Linked DNA regions of Mus musculus: region 1 is linked to region 2. Evidence: chromatin loops called from intact Hi-C (ENCODE). Cell type or tissue: left cerebral cortex. All regions are shown on one strand.

Region 1 (8,000 bases), 130 kb after region 2:
CCCAAACACACTTATGGGCTACACTAATGGACTCAACTTGTAACAACTGTAACTGAAGAGGGGAGGGTGTGTTAATGGAGAGCTACTGATATACCTCAGTGACTAAGGCACTCGCCACTAAGTCTGATGACTAGACCCCACATGGTGGGAGGAGAGAACCTTCTCTCTCTCTCTCAAGATGCCCCTGGACAGCCACAAGTGCACCGTGGTAATATGAACCCCTGTGCATACACATATACACTCGTTGAACAAAGTGTAACAACATTTTTAATTAAAACAATGATGTATAAATGGATCAAGACTCCAACATAAAAGCAGGAGTCCTTCATCAGGGAGAGTGTAAGAATTAAACAAGCTCAAAAGACAGGTTTTCCCAAAAGAATAAACAAATCAATAAATAAACCCAGAAGCTCGTGGGGAGAAATCCCTGCAGAAAAATAATTTTAAAATTAGAAAAAAAAAAAAGTTCCCCTAACATAAGACTCCATGTGGCACACGTATTCAAAGTTCTGTTTGCCTTCTTTCCCATCCATCCTGACCACAAGTCAAGCTTTCACCCATATACAATGAGGCCAAATCAAACTGCCAGCTGCTCGGCTGTCCACGCCCTGCTCTGCGCCATCCTGTCAAACACAGCTACGTGATTTCCCCAGACCATGACGTCATGGCCTCGTTTGTGGCTCGGTTAGCACTCCTCTCAACCGTCTGTGCTGTCCACCGACATGAGCACAGCTGAAAAGCCTTTAACGTTGCCTAACCCACTGCTATTTTTGCAGGCTTCTCTGCAACTGGGGAACTGTACCCAGCCAGCCCACCTAGACTGCGCACTACTCCCCCAGAACACTCTACGTTCTTACCGTCTCACAACATAACGCAAAGCTCGGAGCAGACATCTTCCAACAACCTGCTCCTGATCAAACCAGTCTGAAGATTTTCTGAAAAATTAGCTCTCTGGCCAGGCATGGTGGCCCTCGTGAGGCTGTGGCAGTATAGCCACGAGTTTGAGGTGAGCTTGGAAGACGTGTGTAGGCCAGTGTGCTTCAGCGTGAGACTGTATCTCAGGGGAAATCAACTTATTAACTAATTGCCAGCTACACCACTCAGCTGGCAATTAAACCCTTTTCAATCATTGAACCATTATGAAAACCTATTCTTTAGGATTTTATATTTAGTACTTAATTGACCAGGTAAGTTTCTAGAATACAAAGAGATCTTTTATACAGCTCTCAGTACCTGCTACAGTCCCCTCTCTCCCTTGGGTGTATTTAATAAATATTTGTAGACTGCTGTGGTCAGGAGGGACAACAGAGTTCCCCATAGAAACCAAGGGACCGCTTAGACTATGTCTCCTCTACATGGGAACTCCAAAAAGCAATTCAAGTGGTAGGAGAGGATGTTTCACCCAAACTAACTTTTTACATTAAATAACCCAAAACATTAGTGTAAAATTTTCATCAATAAAAGGAAAACACAGTGGAGTTATGTATATGACAAAGTAGAGGAAGGATTACAATGAGAGATCGAATTGTCAAATTATTTAGTCTTTCTGAGTGGGCTGGAGAGACGGCCTTTGAAAGCACCGGCTGCTCTTCCAGAGGTCCCGGGTTCATTCCCAGCATCCACACGGCTGCTCACAATGACCTGTAACTCCAGGGACAGGAACCCAATGCCTCCTTCTGTCCTGTGCAGGCACCAGACAAGCACGTGGTGCAGACAAAACTCCCATATGTATAAAATAAGTACTTTAAAGATAAAAGCTTTCTAAAGGATGATGGGAAAGGGTTGAGTTGGGTAGGAGGGGCTACTGTGTGCATGTGCCCAAGACCTAGTATTCACGACTGGGCATATGGAATGTGTAGTGGAAGGCTGAGAGATAGGAAGAGACAATTCAACCACGTTGGTCTTGAACCCTCTGTCTCTAGCAACCACTTAAGCAAGTAAATTCAAAGGCAGTGTCTTTAAGGCAGAATGGAAGGGAGAGCACAAGACTGCCGGTGTGGAGAGGCTCTTACAGTACGACTAACAGTGAGCATTAAGTCTGTCAGCCCTATTTCCATAAAGCAAGAAGACGCCCCCCCTCCCCCCAGTTTTCCCAACACAGCAATCAGGTGAAGAAAACAATGTAGCAGAGACAGAACAAGACTGAACACAAACAAGTGAGACTGCACCTTCCCAAGGTTCTGAGCTCTGTCCCAGAGATCGGAACCACTGTCATCCAGAAATGAGCCCAGAGATGGACCCCCTCCCCAGGAGTCTTCAGAAGACCGCACACCTGTCTTAAGGTATGAGCCTTTCTCACAGTCACACCCCAACTCCCATGTCTGTTGGACCCCCACGCCCTCTGATAACCCCTCATACTCTGAACGTTCCCCTGACCCTAGCCGAACAATGCCAATGTTTAAAGCATGGCTATCACACTCAAGGCACTTTCCCTATAAACAAGGGATCACATCTCTTTACAGCAAATCCTAGGAAATCCAACTGAGAATTCTGTAGCAAATGAGGTTTCTGGATATTCTGACCTCTGAGAAAGTTCTGCCAGGCTCATTTACAACCTGCTTAATATTCCTCTGCAGTTTAATAATAATGCACTAATTTGTTTTCATTTGAAATCGTTTTATTCTGCTTACTGCTAAGTCGAAAAGGCAGTAGTGGATGTGGCACCAAAGCTCACGGCGTCATCCTTAATTAAAGAGCTGAAGTACAGAGCTCACCATACAGCAAACAACCTCACTCACTCACAAACACTGCTTGGCAAAACAAGAAAGCCGCTGTTTCGGATGGTTTGCAACAGACCCTGAGCTTCCGGAGGCTCGGTATTTAACTGTCTTTAGAATAAAGACAGGAAGGAATTACAGTGGAAGCGGACTGCTTTTTCACTGAGGAAGTAGTCTTGATCCCTTTCATCATTAAAAGTTACCTAACTGTTAAAACTAACCTGACTGACTGTCCCTGACTCCCCGAGTTCACTCTGGTGGGAATGCTGATACGCAAGTGAAGTAACTTTCCTGTAAGCCTGTACTGCCTGGAACGGCAAAGCCTTTAACAGCATACAAGATGCACTAACCAAGAGAACAGGGAAGGTGTCAGTTAACAGCTTTTGAGGGATTCAGTGTTCTCCATTTCCAGACCTCTGGACAAGTCCCAGTGACATTGAAAACCTCTCCCTACCACCATAAGGTTACAGAAATGCTGCAAACTTCTACACACACACATACACACACACACATGCATGCACACACACACACATACACACACACACATACATACACACACACATACACACATACACACACACACACATACACACACATACACACACATACACATATACACACACATACACACACATACACACACACACACACACATACACACACACATGCATGCACACACATACACCCCCACATGCATACACACATGCACACAAATGGGTGCACATACACACACACACACAGAGACATACACACACCACCCCAAACCCTCAGACTCCCAGTTTTGTGCCACTTAGTTTCCTTTGCTATGGCCATATGTCTCCATGCCTGAGGAAACTCTTGGCTACTTCCCCCTTTCACCTGCTCCTTCCCAGCCTATATCCTTCCAAGAACAACCCTAGGTCTCTAGGTCTCACCTAGCAGCACCTGTTCCCAGCATGCTCTGTCCGCCAAGACCTCCAGCTTCAAGCGTGAGCAAAGCTGCCCCTGGTGTCAGCAGCCAAACTTTCCTGAGGTCCCCGTTAATGCAGGATGGAGGTGAGAGACATTCCCAGTCCCCACAGAAGGGTATTTATTTGCAAGACACAGGGAGAAAGACACACAAACACAGGGGTGTGGCAGTCCCCTAGAACACAGCTATGTTCTGATTTTCCTTTGGGGCAGAGCGTTAGGACACACAGAGGGAAATGCATGCAAGCTCAACCCCTTCCTGACAGATCTCAGGTCACCTTCCCTCGCCCCTCCCCCTTTTCCAGACGCTTCTTGAGCCGTGCTTCTGCCTATCTCCGAATCTTTCACCGTGCCCACTCACGAAGATATGTTTAGCTACCTAGGATAATGATAATTTCTTAAAATAAACCAAAACTGTTCATTTTACTTGGTTATATGAACATCAGAATGTAACACCATTTCATGGGGGAGGGGGGGATCTTTTAAGTGTGAATCAACCAGGCTCCGTGGCAGCCTCGGTTCCACCTCTCATGTCATCCTCACCCCTGGACAACTCCGCCTTTTGGGTTCGCCATCTCCTAAGATGTAACACGGAATAACACTCACCTTCCCTAGTTCTAAACAACCACCAGCTAGAAGGATAGGCTGAGCTTCTGTAAATAGAATGACTACCACCCAAGGCAGGTGGCCACCTGTGAGTCCCAATATGAGGACAGAAGCCACTGCAAACTACCGCACTGATAAAAACCCAGCTCATGTGAGAAGACTGGTAGGGCTCCATCTTTAGATCTGTAGATAAAACAGTCCAGTTGCCTTCCAGCCGGAGTGCTAAAGCAGTCCCTTGTGGTAAGTAACGCCAGCACGGCACACTTCAGGGGGACTGGGAAAAGAGCTGCTTGGGCAAATGCAATCATGGGGCGGTGTGGGGTCAGCGCAGCACCTGTATGGTATAATTTTTCTCATTTGAGACTAGCAATGTCCATTCAGGTTAAGGAACCTGCAGACCCCGCCTCCTGCGCAGACTTCCAGGAATTATCTGCTTTCAGACTACTGAAACTTACATATATATCAGATACACATGCAAATACCCACTAAGCTGCCAAACCTCGAGAGGACGGAAGCAGATTTTATATAATCCCCACAAGCGTGGCATTGAAGGCATTATTACTCCTATGTTTACAAACCCAGAGAAACTAGATAACTTGCCCGAGGTTAAAAAGCAAGTAGCCAAGTCAGGATTTGAACTAGCTCTGTCCAAGGCCTGTAGTTACCTTCGACAATGGCAATTGGTTGGGTTACTTTTCCTTATTCCATGACATAGCATTTGACTATGTGTCCTAACTTCACAAAGGGACAGAAACAACTTCAGCTGCCTTCTCCTTTCTCTTTCCCCACATTTATTTTCCACCCTTTTGAAAACTATTTTTAGGTAAAAACCACTGAGCTTAACCTGACAGTCACACAACATTTCTCCGATCGATATGCCCACAGGGCCAAAGTTGTGTTTCTACCTCTGGCTCTCTTACAGCCACGGTTTCGAGCAGGTCATGGTTTCTAAGTTGGTGCTATTTAGCAAATGTGTCCATGTCTGATACAGTGTCTTACACCTGGGAAGTACTGGATGACAATGGTCATCAAGTTACTGACTGGGGGTCTTTATCCCTCTAATTAATGTGCTACATTTTAGCCAAGAGACTTAAAAAGGGGTGGGGATTACTCTGGGTAAATTCTTTCACATTAAAGATAGTTTCCTGAAAATTGTTTAAAGGATTAAGGGGAAAGGCAAATGGAAATGTAACAACTTAATGTCTGAGCCCCTGGGTCTATTAGACCCTGAGTCTAAGAACATGAAAGCTACAACTTGGAAAGTATCATTTGAGCAACTTCTGCAAGTGTAGCTTATAACTGAAAGGCACAAGCACATGTGGCCAATGCTCCTGCTGAGCAGTAAAAGCCAGGGCTTCCCTCCATACTATTTCTGCAACCAGTGTTTGTTATTTTTTATAACTGTGGCAACTGGGCACACTCTGGATAAGCTATCCTTAATACTTCCTCTACAGTACGGGCGTAAGGCCTTTCCCAGTGTAACTCACAGGGGTTAAACACCCATTAAGTAAATCAGGTGCTTTCCAGACTTGTTACATAACCCCAGCACATGAAAGAGTTTTCTTTCCATTCATAGAACCCTCTCTCACTTTAGGTAGCCATGTTTCTTTGCATTCTTTTCAAATAGGTGGAGTGTCTTCCAGCTCTCTACAAAATGTTGTCTCGGCTTTCATGATAGCAAGCATGTGAAAGACTTTTGCCCCTTATGTAGTTCCAAAGTATGTCCTTCAATGTGACACATGTTACCTTCTAAGAGAGATTAAAGTATTTCAACCACCGGGGTGAGCCATTTTCTGTGACACTGAGTTCCCTACCAACAAAGTATTCAAAGTGGAGGGGGTCCTATAAGAAGGATTCCCAAGGGAGGCAGGAGGCTGAGCAAGTTGAATTTTATGTTCCACCTTCTTAATCTATGATTTTAAAACAATTTTAGACCAGCATACCACAGAGACATAATGGTTCGCAAGCTGGCCTGCTGAGTCCCATCCCCAGCTCACTGTTTAGATCAACCTAGCAAAAGTACCCTTCAGATTCAGCTTAACTTGGTTAGCTATCGAATTTCTTCTGGCAAAGACCAAATTACCGTAATATTGACAGTTTCTTGCTATTTGAAATGACCGGGGGGGGGGGGGGTCCTGAAACCATGCGGTCAGCAGAATGTATGCCTTACATACCGATCTGCTGAAGCCAAAACAGCACTGCCTCTCTGTGAGGGACAGCTGAAGTGAGGAGTTACGTGGGAGTAGGAAAAATGTGATAACCAGACCTTCAACCTCAAGTACGACCCAGCTGCGCATGCACATGCAGATCCACATCACGGGGAAAGCCTGCTGTTCATAGCGGCAAAGCGAATCCAGTCCCTTCCACCGTGACTTCAGCCACACAAGCCAGGGAGCTGTCCTTCAGCACCGCAGCAGGTACCGCTCTAGCAAGCGTAACGCCAAGGAAAGGCAATGCCGACAGGAGCGAGCGTCAGGGTGAACTGATTAGAGTCCTCCTTCAAGCAACCGTATAGCTATTTGTTTTTAAATACACTATATCCCAAGTCCCTATCCTTGTTAATTTAAAAGAAAATTTTCCAGATATTTATAGGAAAGTTGACAAAACCTCAAATGAAAACCGAAGGCATATAAAGTCAGTCTCTCAAAGCGACCCCAAGAAACCAGTGACTAGCTAGCCTGAACCATCACAGAAATTGCTACACAAAACCCACCACATCCCAGTAAGAGACATATTATATCTACACACATCAGATGTTCTGAGAACACAGAACATGCTTGCAGCCCCTCTCCGGAGAGCTTCAATTTCTAGGACAGACACAATTCTCACGGAACACCAAACCATCACTACCCCCACACACAGCAATCAAATCCTCTTTCAGGGAGAACTGAAGGCCTTATGGGTCATGAGTTCCAGAGGAAAATGCTGCAGTATTTCAAGAGCCAGGTTACAGACAAAATGCTAAAAGCTTTCAGCGTTTTGAGCGTTTGAGCCTCTTGGTTCCTGCCATCCTGCTACTGGGTATTAACGTTGTCCAGCCATTTGCATTACACATCAAAAACATATTTTTGAGGAAAGAACAAGGCTCCCTCCCCCATATCTTCTAATGCACATGGAGAAAAGGGAAGAGAGCCTGTGAGACGTTTAAAAACCTACCACACCCGAAATCTCCTTGGAAAGCTAAGACATCCCCCGATCCTAACACACATACAACCTCCCTAAAGGATCTCCAGGTTTAAACTCGAGAAAACAGTTATAAAAAGCACCCCCCCCCTTTGCCCTAAAGGCCCTTACCCACACTTCCTGCTTCCAATCCCTGCCTTCCCGGATGCCCACCCCACTGTGCATTAAAAGCCATTCCCCCTGTGCAGCAGACCTTGCAGCCTGCTATTTCTCCCTGCCCGAGTTCGGCCAGGTGCAATGCAAAGTTTTTTCTATGTTTTCCCCCCACCTCCACCCCAACAGATGACATTGATTATGAACACTGATGCGAATCTTGGAACCTCCAGTTATAAAATGTATTCCCCCGGTGCTTCAAAAACTGCAGTGTAAGTGAGGGAGAGGGCACAGGGTGGAGTAGTTGGAAGGAATGCATGGTTTGGAGAATTCCTGCTTATTGGGCTGAAAAATAACTCCCACTCCAACCTAACTCGAACCTAGGGGACGCTGAAGGGGTCTGACAGCCCCCACTACCGCCCGGAAAGTTAACTGCCAAGTCTCCACCGGTGG
Region 2 (8,000 bases):
TGAACCGACCCACTGTCCTCTCTCCCACTCTGCCACTGTAGCTGGCTTCCTGCCAACAGCTCTACGAGGCGACTTCAGAGTTCTGCAGAGAAGATGCAGCTGAAGGTGCGCTGCTGCTGGCAGAAGCATGGGCACCAGGGCATATGGATGCCCTCGTCTCCAATTAACCATCACCTCCTTGTTAACTAAATTCCAGCTTCCCACCCCAGGGAAAGTCCCACAGCGAAACCACATTCAAGTCATTCTCTCAGAGACCCTGCTCCGTCTTACCAGGTTCCCTACGGCCAGGACATGTTCGAATTGTGGCGTCATGGGATGGTGCTCCATTGCCATAAATAGTGTGTTCAGGACAATGCAGATGGTTATGGCTAAGTCTACGAAAGGGTCCATGACGATCAGGTTCACAATCTCCTTCAGTTTTATCCAGTAGGGGTGACACTCCCAGATGAGGAAAGTATTGGCAAACTTATACCAGCATGGTGGGCACTTTCTCTGAGACTCTTCCAGCTCTGGAGAGAGCAAAGAACAAAGAGAGCCCTCACTATGGAGCAATGGTTCTCAACCTGTGGGTCGTGACTCCCTGGGGGGAGATGTGAACGATCCTCCTACAGGGGTCACCTAAGACCAGCGGAAAACACAGGCATTTACATTACGATTCATAACAGTAGCAAAATTACCGTTACGAAGTAACAATAAAAATAATTTTATGGTTGGGGGGGTCACCACAACATGAGGAACTGTATTAAAGGGAAGGAAGGGTGAGAGCCACTGGCACAGAGAGAAAACAGGATACAGAGTATCTTCCTCTGGACAGGTGGTTGTCTTTATTAAATCTGTGAGTAAAGGGTGCTTGTCCGCTGACCCTTCTCAGGTTTCCTTCACGTTAAGATAAAAGGGAAAGTCCCTTCTCTCTAATACCAGACCAGATACTCGCTATTAATTGTAGGACCATGAAGAAGGTTAAGCCACTTTTTGGTGGGCAGCGGTAAGAATGAAACAAACTGGGTGCTGGGAGAGACAGCTCAGTCAGTAAAATGCTTACTGTGCAAGCACTGGGCCCCGAGTTAAGATCCCCACCACCCACATAAAAGCTGAGCACAGCGGTGCATGTCTGTGGGCAGATCCCTCGGAGCTTGCTGGTAGCCAGCCTAGCCTCCTTACCACAGATGTGTATCTGCACACACATGCACAGACCTACACTAATACATACACAAGCATACGCATACACACATGGAATTAAACAAGCTAAAATATCCACCAGGTGCCTCGGCCCTTAGCAGAAAGTGGGAGCTGTGGACAGTGTGTCTGGCAGAAATGCCCTCTCCATTAGCAGGAAAGGGATGGACCGACACCACGCACATGTCTGCTGCTTCCAGAGCACAGGGTAGTGTCCTACCTTCAGTGAGGCTGCAGCCAGAGCTGAGGTAGCTACCCAGGGTGCATCCTCTCCTTTCTCTCTCTTCCTACCTCCATCTCTCTCCCCTTTCCTACTCTCGTGCTTCCTTCTCTTCCTGTAGCATCTCTCTCCACCCCTCCATACTTCCTTTCTGTTTCTCTTCCTTTACTTCGTCTTAGTCCTATCTCTCTTAAGAGAAAGACCTAGCTTTTCAACCGCCTCACGTGGCCCCTACATACAGGTCAGCCGGGAACTGCTCTGGCTGACTGTGAGGGGAGGAGCTTACAGCCCGGTCCAAGACACGCCCTCCTTCCCAGGCTCCCTCCCTAGAGCCACGCAGGTCCGTCCCCAGAACTGTGGGACTCTCAGCACGGAACAGACACTGAATAAAGGGTCTCTCTGATTATGTAGGAAGCCAAAATAAAAAGAATGATTAGATAGCTAAGGCAGAGAGCTGCTTAGCTTGTGGCCACTCCAACCTCCGTGTGTTGATCGCTCGGACTGCAAGACCCTCCTCAAGTTACAGGAAATGAAACAGTTCCTCATCTAGTGAAGATGTTCTTCAAGAACCTGAACTTGCTCTCTTGTTCCTTCTCTTGGTCTCTTGGCTTCTTGCTCCCTCTCTGTCCCCTTGCTCCTTCCCCATTCCCCGCCCCCCCCCCCCCCATGCTCATGGCCAGCCTCTATTCTTCTACTTCTCTACTCTCTCTCTGCCTTTATTTGCCTTTATTACCCTCTTAACTCCCCTCCCTATGATAAACTCTCTCTCTCTCTCTCTCTATATATATATATATAGAGAGAGAGAGAGATATATATCACAGGTTCACAGGACTTCAACCCCAGTGACACCAATAAAATAAAAATGAAATCCTCCCCAAAGCTGGGCACGCCTATAAACCGAACATACAGGAGACTAATTATTAATTTGAGGCCAGCCTGGGCTAAATGACTGCACTAGTTTGGATTGCATAATAAGCCCTGATTTCTATAAAAGCAAACCCCACCATCAATCAAGTAAGCAAACAAATAAAAACAAAATACACAAAAATTTCCAATGCTTCCTCTAGAAGGGGGTGTCAACCGGCTTGCTTCCCCTTCTCCAGCCAGCTGGTGTGGCCCATGGCAATGACTTTATTTTAGGGAGGGGTGGTTTGGTTGGGTATCAGACTGGCTCCCTGGTTGCTAAGAAAATGGTTGCCTTGGTTTTCAGACTGAAGGGCCCCAGTGAGAGCCACGTGGGAGTCTGCGTGGGAAAAGAAGTCTGTGAAGAGAATTTGCCTCAGCCTCCTTCCCGCAGAACTCCCCCCTTTCCCAAGGTAAATTTAGTTTTCATCCCTGAAAAAGAAAAACGAAAAGGTTCTCTGATTTCCATAAATTCTTACAGTGCATATTTGGAAATTCGGTTCCGTTCCTTTTTTATCTCCTCCCTTCTCGCAATGTCTGCAGCTTAGTGGTTCTGCTGGGGAAGGTGAAGCCCTGACTGTTCACATCTGAGAGATGACATGACTGCCGCACCTTACGTACGCTGCACTTGTCTCCATGTCTTAGCAGACAGTAAAGGGGTTCTCTACCTTTGGGCCACCTAGAGGATCCCTACAGGCTGTTTCCGGTCCCTAGCTACATCGGTGAGCTGAGGAAAGCCCCAGTGGGTCAGTGCCATAGAGAGCACAGTGAGGGTGGGAGGTGAAGGTCCTTGTCTCAGTGGGTCCTTGTCTCAGTGGATACTTGGTTTCATGGATCCTTGGCTCAATGAAGGCTTGTTAGTTTCTTTGTATCAGTTTTTTTGGAGATGGGGATCTCATTATGTTATCTCATGGGTACATTGGATCTTCCCGCCTCAGATTCCCTAGTGACAGGAACAGCAGATATACATTGTATCTGATGTTTTTACGGGTTCTCTGCTGTTACCGGCCAGCCCCACAGGCCTCCGTGGCAAAGTGTTCCAGGAATGAGCTGAGATAAGGGGGTGAGTGTCTGGAGTTTGTGGTCTTTCTCCTGCCTTTCTTCTGGGCATTTTTGAAGGGTTGCCCTATGAGTCAGTCCCAGGAATACTGGAGACTGTTTCCAACGTGCACCCTCAGTCCACCACGACAGTGACTTTGAGGGACCAAAAGGTTTATGGCAAGAGTTTTCCTCAACTCAAAAACTTCCAGCAGTTTTTGGCTGCGCAGGAAAGAGTGCCCACTGCCTGGGCAGTTTTCAGCAGCAGGGACTAGATGGCTGCTCGAGGGGCAGCAATGGCCATGACCATTCCTCCCCAGGGAATCAGAACTGTCACACTGCAGCACTAAAAGCACTGCCTCCTCCAAGCTCTCTTCCTCAGTGTTCTTCACTGCTCTGAGGAACAGTGAGGCTGCACTCGCAGGCCTACATCCGACCCAGTGCTGACACATCCCAGAGCTCATGGCTCTGCTAGCTGGGGATTTGTCAGTTTACAGGACACTGCTGAGTGAGTTTTATACAGGATCAGGTAGGGAGGGGCAGAGAGGCTTTTCTTCTTAAGAACCAATTCTAGAATTCTCCACTACGGTACCTAAACCTTTAGGTAGGCAAGAGCCTGTTTCTTGGCTTCAAAAGCAATTATTTAAATCTTTGGATTAAAATGACATCAGACCTTTCCAATTGCAAGTCTTGGAAGCAGGATAATTATTCATTTAATGCTCTTAATGTAGCAAGCAGTAACTAGAGCCAGGGGCTGTGGTTAAAACCAGTGGCTCTTTGTTAATGTCTTTAATCTGCTCACATTACTCAGTTGCAGCCATTCACTGCTCTTTGCTTATAGCAGTCCCAGCTCCTCAGCTTCAATTAAAGGAGACAAGACAAAGTACAGGACTGGAGGGTGTGGTGATAGGACAGGCACAGGCTATGGGAACAGTCGAACCTACCAACAGAGAAGTGCTGGAATAGCTTTCTTCCTTAGGAAACATAATTACAGCTACAGCCATCTCCATCCCCTGAGTGATGCTTCTGTCCTGTGTGAATGTGTGTGTGTGTGTGTGTGCATGCGTGTGCAAGCATGTGTGTGCATGCGTGTGCAAGCATGTGCATGCATGCACACACATATATGGGTACATATATATGTGTGAGTGTATGAGTATATGTGTATGTGTGTATGCATATGTGTGGTATGTATGAGTGTGTATGTGTGTGAGTGTATGTGAATATGTGGGTGTGTGAGAGTGTGTGTGTAGAGTGTGTATGTATGTAAGTGTGTATGTGTGTGAATGTGTGTGAGTGAGTATGTGTATGTGTGTGTGAGTGTGTATATGTGAGTGTGTGTGAGAGTGTGTGTGTCTAGTGGAAAGAAGAGAATGTGTAGAGCAGAGGGAGGAAGACAAAGTCAGCTTTCAAAGTACAAGTGCCCCATGCTCACATTCAAAAAAAGTCTCCGGAAGTGATACCACACCAATATTCCACTGCCCCAGGCACAGCTAAGCCAGTTTAACGGTGTTGCTTGAGTCTCCACATTGGCCAGACCCTGTGCCAGACCACTGCAATGAGCAATCAGTCTAATCACTGTGCTGAACAGATCATTCTGTTGTGACGGTGTCCCTGCCAATAATGAATGTATCTGAGGGAGCGTGACTTTCTACCTCAATTGCCACACACACTTGGGAAAAGTCTGTCTTGGGCTCTAAGTGCATAAATAAAATTAGCCAAAATCCTCAAGCTAGTGTTCCTCAGCTTGTAGTTCTTACAGTCTGCAGCAGTTTGCCTGAAACACACACACAACACACATGCCACAAAGTTTGAAGACGCTCTATCAAATGCTGACCTCAACAGGACTGAAAACCCAGAATCAGTCATTGACCTCCGCGGGAACTGAAAACCCAGAGTGAACGGCGGCTGCTCAGGCAGCTGAAAGAAGGTTGTTCAACTTGATATTCTTACGCCCAGTGCTATCTCTCACTGTTTGCACCTCTGGGGGTACCAATGCTATTATAGGGGTTTCTTAGGGGTTCTCTTTCTATGGCACCCCTATCCCAACACACAGAGAGTAAGACAGATAGGCAGACAGACAGACAGACAGACACCACACACACACACACACACACACACACACACACACACACACACACACACACACACACACACACGGTGAGCTTAAACAACTCAGAAAATGTGTCCCGAGGCTAGCAAGCCAATGATCCACACCATCATCTCAGGGGCTGTGCTTGGTGCTGAGTTAGCCTGGCAGAGTGAACCATGAGACCAGATATCTGAAGCCTCAGAAACATCCAGACTCGGCTAGAACCCATACCAAAGGAGTAAAATACAAACAGAACCAACGAGGATCCTTGTGAGGGACGCTAGGTCCTGAGTTGACCTCCAAGCGGAGCCTGGAGATATAAACCAGAATGGCAGAGAGGCTGGAACTTGCCAGGGGTACCATGGCCTAAAGGAAGCTCCCAGCAGTTCCAAGCTGTGTCAGGGAGAAGCCATGCAGCCCAGAGAAATCAGCTTTCACAGCAACAACCCTGCAGACAGTTATGATGCAAAAGTGGCTGCTTGCTCCCTGTAAACCAAGTCCCAAAGAGAGGCTTATGGTTCGGGGTTCTAGCCACACATTTCACATAGTTGTGGCTCTTGGAGGCTTTCAGAGACTGGCAGCTAGGGAAGATCTAACACATGTACAAGTTCCTTCAGGGAAAACCTAAAGGGCTGTAGAGTAGGTCAGCAGAGCAGAGAGGAGGAAGGTACCCATGAGGCCGAGGCCAGGAAGGGTGGTTTCCCCGGAGCTACTTGAGATCCTCCCATGATTCATTCCCTGCGTCTCTTCCCTCTGTCTCACCTGTGTGTGATGCTGCTCGCAGGTCTGAAGTGGTTCATTTGATTCTCTGCACGCAGCTTTGGGAAGACAATTTGCGACCCTGATTTCTGTATGTGGTGGGATCTATTCGAAAGGCTTATCGGGCTTTACGAGGGGCGGGGCTGTATTTACCACACACACTACACACTCACGGCTCAGCTGCTCCGATAGATAAGACAGGGCACACACCTTCCACTAGTGTGTTTGTGACAACGCTCATTATACTGTTGATTCTGTCCTTCCGTCCGTAGGAGGCGAGTTGTTCCATGGAGACTAAGAGCGATCCAGGGCCTTTCTTCTTAATCTCCACCTCAGTTGTTGCCTGAGAAATAAAATAAAGCAAATAGGGTGAGTAATATATGGCTAACATAAGGCTTGGGCCCCAGTGGATTGACAGTCAAGCATGAGCAAGAGCCTTATCATCTGCAAGGCTTTTTTTTTTTTTTTTTTTTGTATATGAGCACACTGTCCTTGACACACCAGAAGAGGGCATCAGATCCAATTACAGATGTGATTATGAGCCACCTTGTGGTTGCTGGGAATTGAACTCATGACCTTTGGAAAAGTAGCCAGTGCTCTTGACTGTTGAGCCATCTCTCCATTCCCATCAGCATGGCTTTTTAAATATATATATATATTTGAACTAGTTCTTTAAGAATTTAGTACAAGGTGGTTTGATTACGTGCACTCCCTCTCCCGACTTCTCCTGGATCCGCTCACCTTCTTCCCTGTCTGTCCAACCTCGTGTCCCCCACCCCCTTCCTCTCCCATGCAGCTAGCAAATCCCAGGAGCTCCTCAGCCAGGGGTGGGCTTCATGCCCACCTCCCCGCTCCATGCTGGAATTTGGTCTGGCTTGAGTCCCCACAAATCTTACACAACCATGAGCCCTGCAAGCTATAATATTGAGCAGCCCTGGCAAGATATCCCAGCAAGATGCTGTCCGTGGCAGCAGCACAAACATCTTGAGAGTAAACAGCCACTTTCTGACTGGATTTGAATCCTGCTCCGAAAGACGCTTAAACAAACAACAAACGACTCGTGCCCCTATAATCCTACTCGTAAGTTGGCCACAGATGATCTTTAGTTCTGTGGCGAAGACCAAGTCATCTGGATTTAGCCCGATCTTCAGTGAACCTAAGAATCTGGCTGGGACCTAAATACCTCCTCTGGTTAGGTCTTAAGCAGGAATGCCACAGCCCCCCCGGGGACAAGGAGATGGGAACAGATCCTGTGTTCCCCTGTCCTAGTCTCATAGCCACACATTTGGCTAGAATTGGCTTGCTTGACAAAACTGAGATTCACCAGTGACTGAAATTTAGGAGGCCGAGCTCCTCCCCAGCTGCTGTTTCCTGTCTGGAGGAGCTCCGCCCCTCTCCTGTAGTTCTATAAAAACATCTGTATATGTAAGAATGACTTATTAACTATTATTTCAGATAAGGTACTGTTTCTAAGAAGCCATTTTTTGCCATAATTTTCATTCTGATAGAATATTTAATTATCATATTAAGTCTACTACACTGTAAAAATGATAACCATGTAAAAATGAATGGACGAAGTCTCTCTATTAGACACTTACTTCTGGCATTGGATTGATCTCAGATTTTTACTGAGTTGGCCCTTCTATCAATCTACAGAATAGATGACAGATGATTTTCAAAATGTTCACCCCTGAAAAGACCAGATGACAAATATGGAAGGGAAACTCCTTATATTATGGGTTTGGTGTCTATTTTCTGTTTCTGTATATAGCAAGAAATAATTTCTTCAGACTGCATTATTAACAACCTTTGAAA

The links. A loop is a pair of places that touch in the nucleus more often than their neighbours do. Peaks named below come from ENCODE experiments on the same cell type or tissue, not always from the same donor. Only the 100,000 strongest peaks of a DNase experiment are listed, where the experiment ranks them.
Region 1: it touches region 2 in a loop (5-fold over the local background); 2 of 42 quality-filtered maps call a loop at or near these places.

What each region holds. Positions count from the first base shown.
Region 1 is chr15:100,871,975-100,879,974 of GRCm38, reverse strand. It overlaps a transcript of Scn8a not described here. Among named protein-coding and RNA genes, the nearest start is that of Gm35569, 42 kb to the right of the region's middle. In left cerebral cortex, no CTCF peak of the experiment used is centred here; DNase peaks (open chromatin) are centred at 6,642, 7,128, 7,391, 7,578 and 4 more places; H3K4me3 peaks cover 2,675 bases; H3K27ac peaks cover 1,541 bases.
Region 2 is chr15:101,000,562-101,008,561 of GRCm38, reverse strand. It overlaps Scn8a (sodium channel, voltage-gated, type VIII, alpha), which reads right to left. Exons shown (of 26, transcript NM_011323.3): 12 at 6,396-6,528; 13 at 271-509. Among named protein-coding and RNA genes, the nearest start is that of Fignl2, 50 kb to the left of the region's middle. In left cerebral cortex, a CTCF peak has its summit at 6,696 (motif pointing right); DNase peaks (open chromatin) are centred at 1,647, 2,665, 3,238, 3,866 and 2 more places; H3K4me3 peaks cover 513 bases; H3K27ac peaks cover 3,995 bases.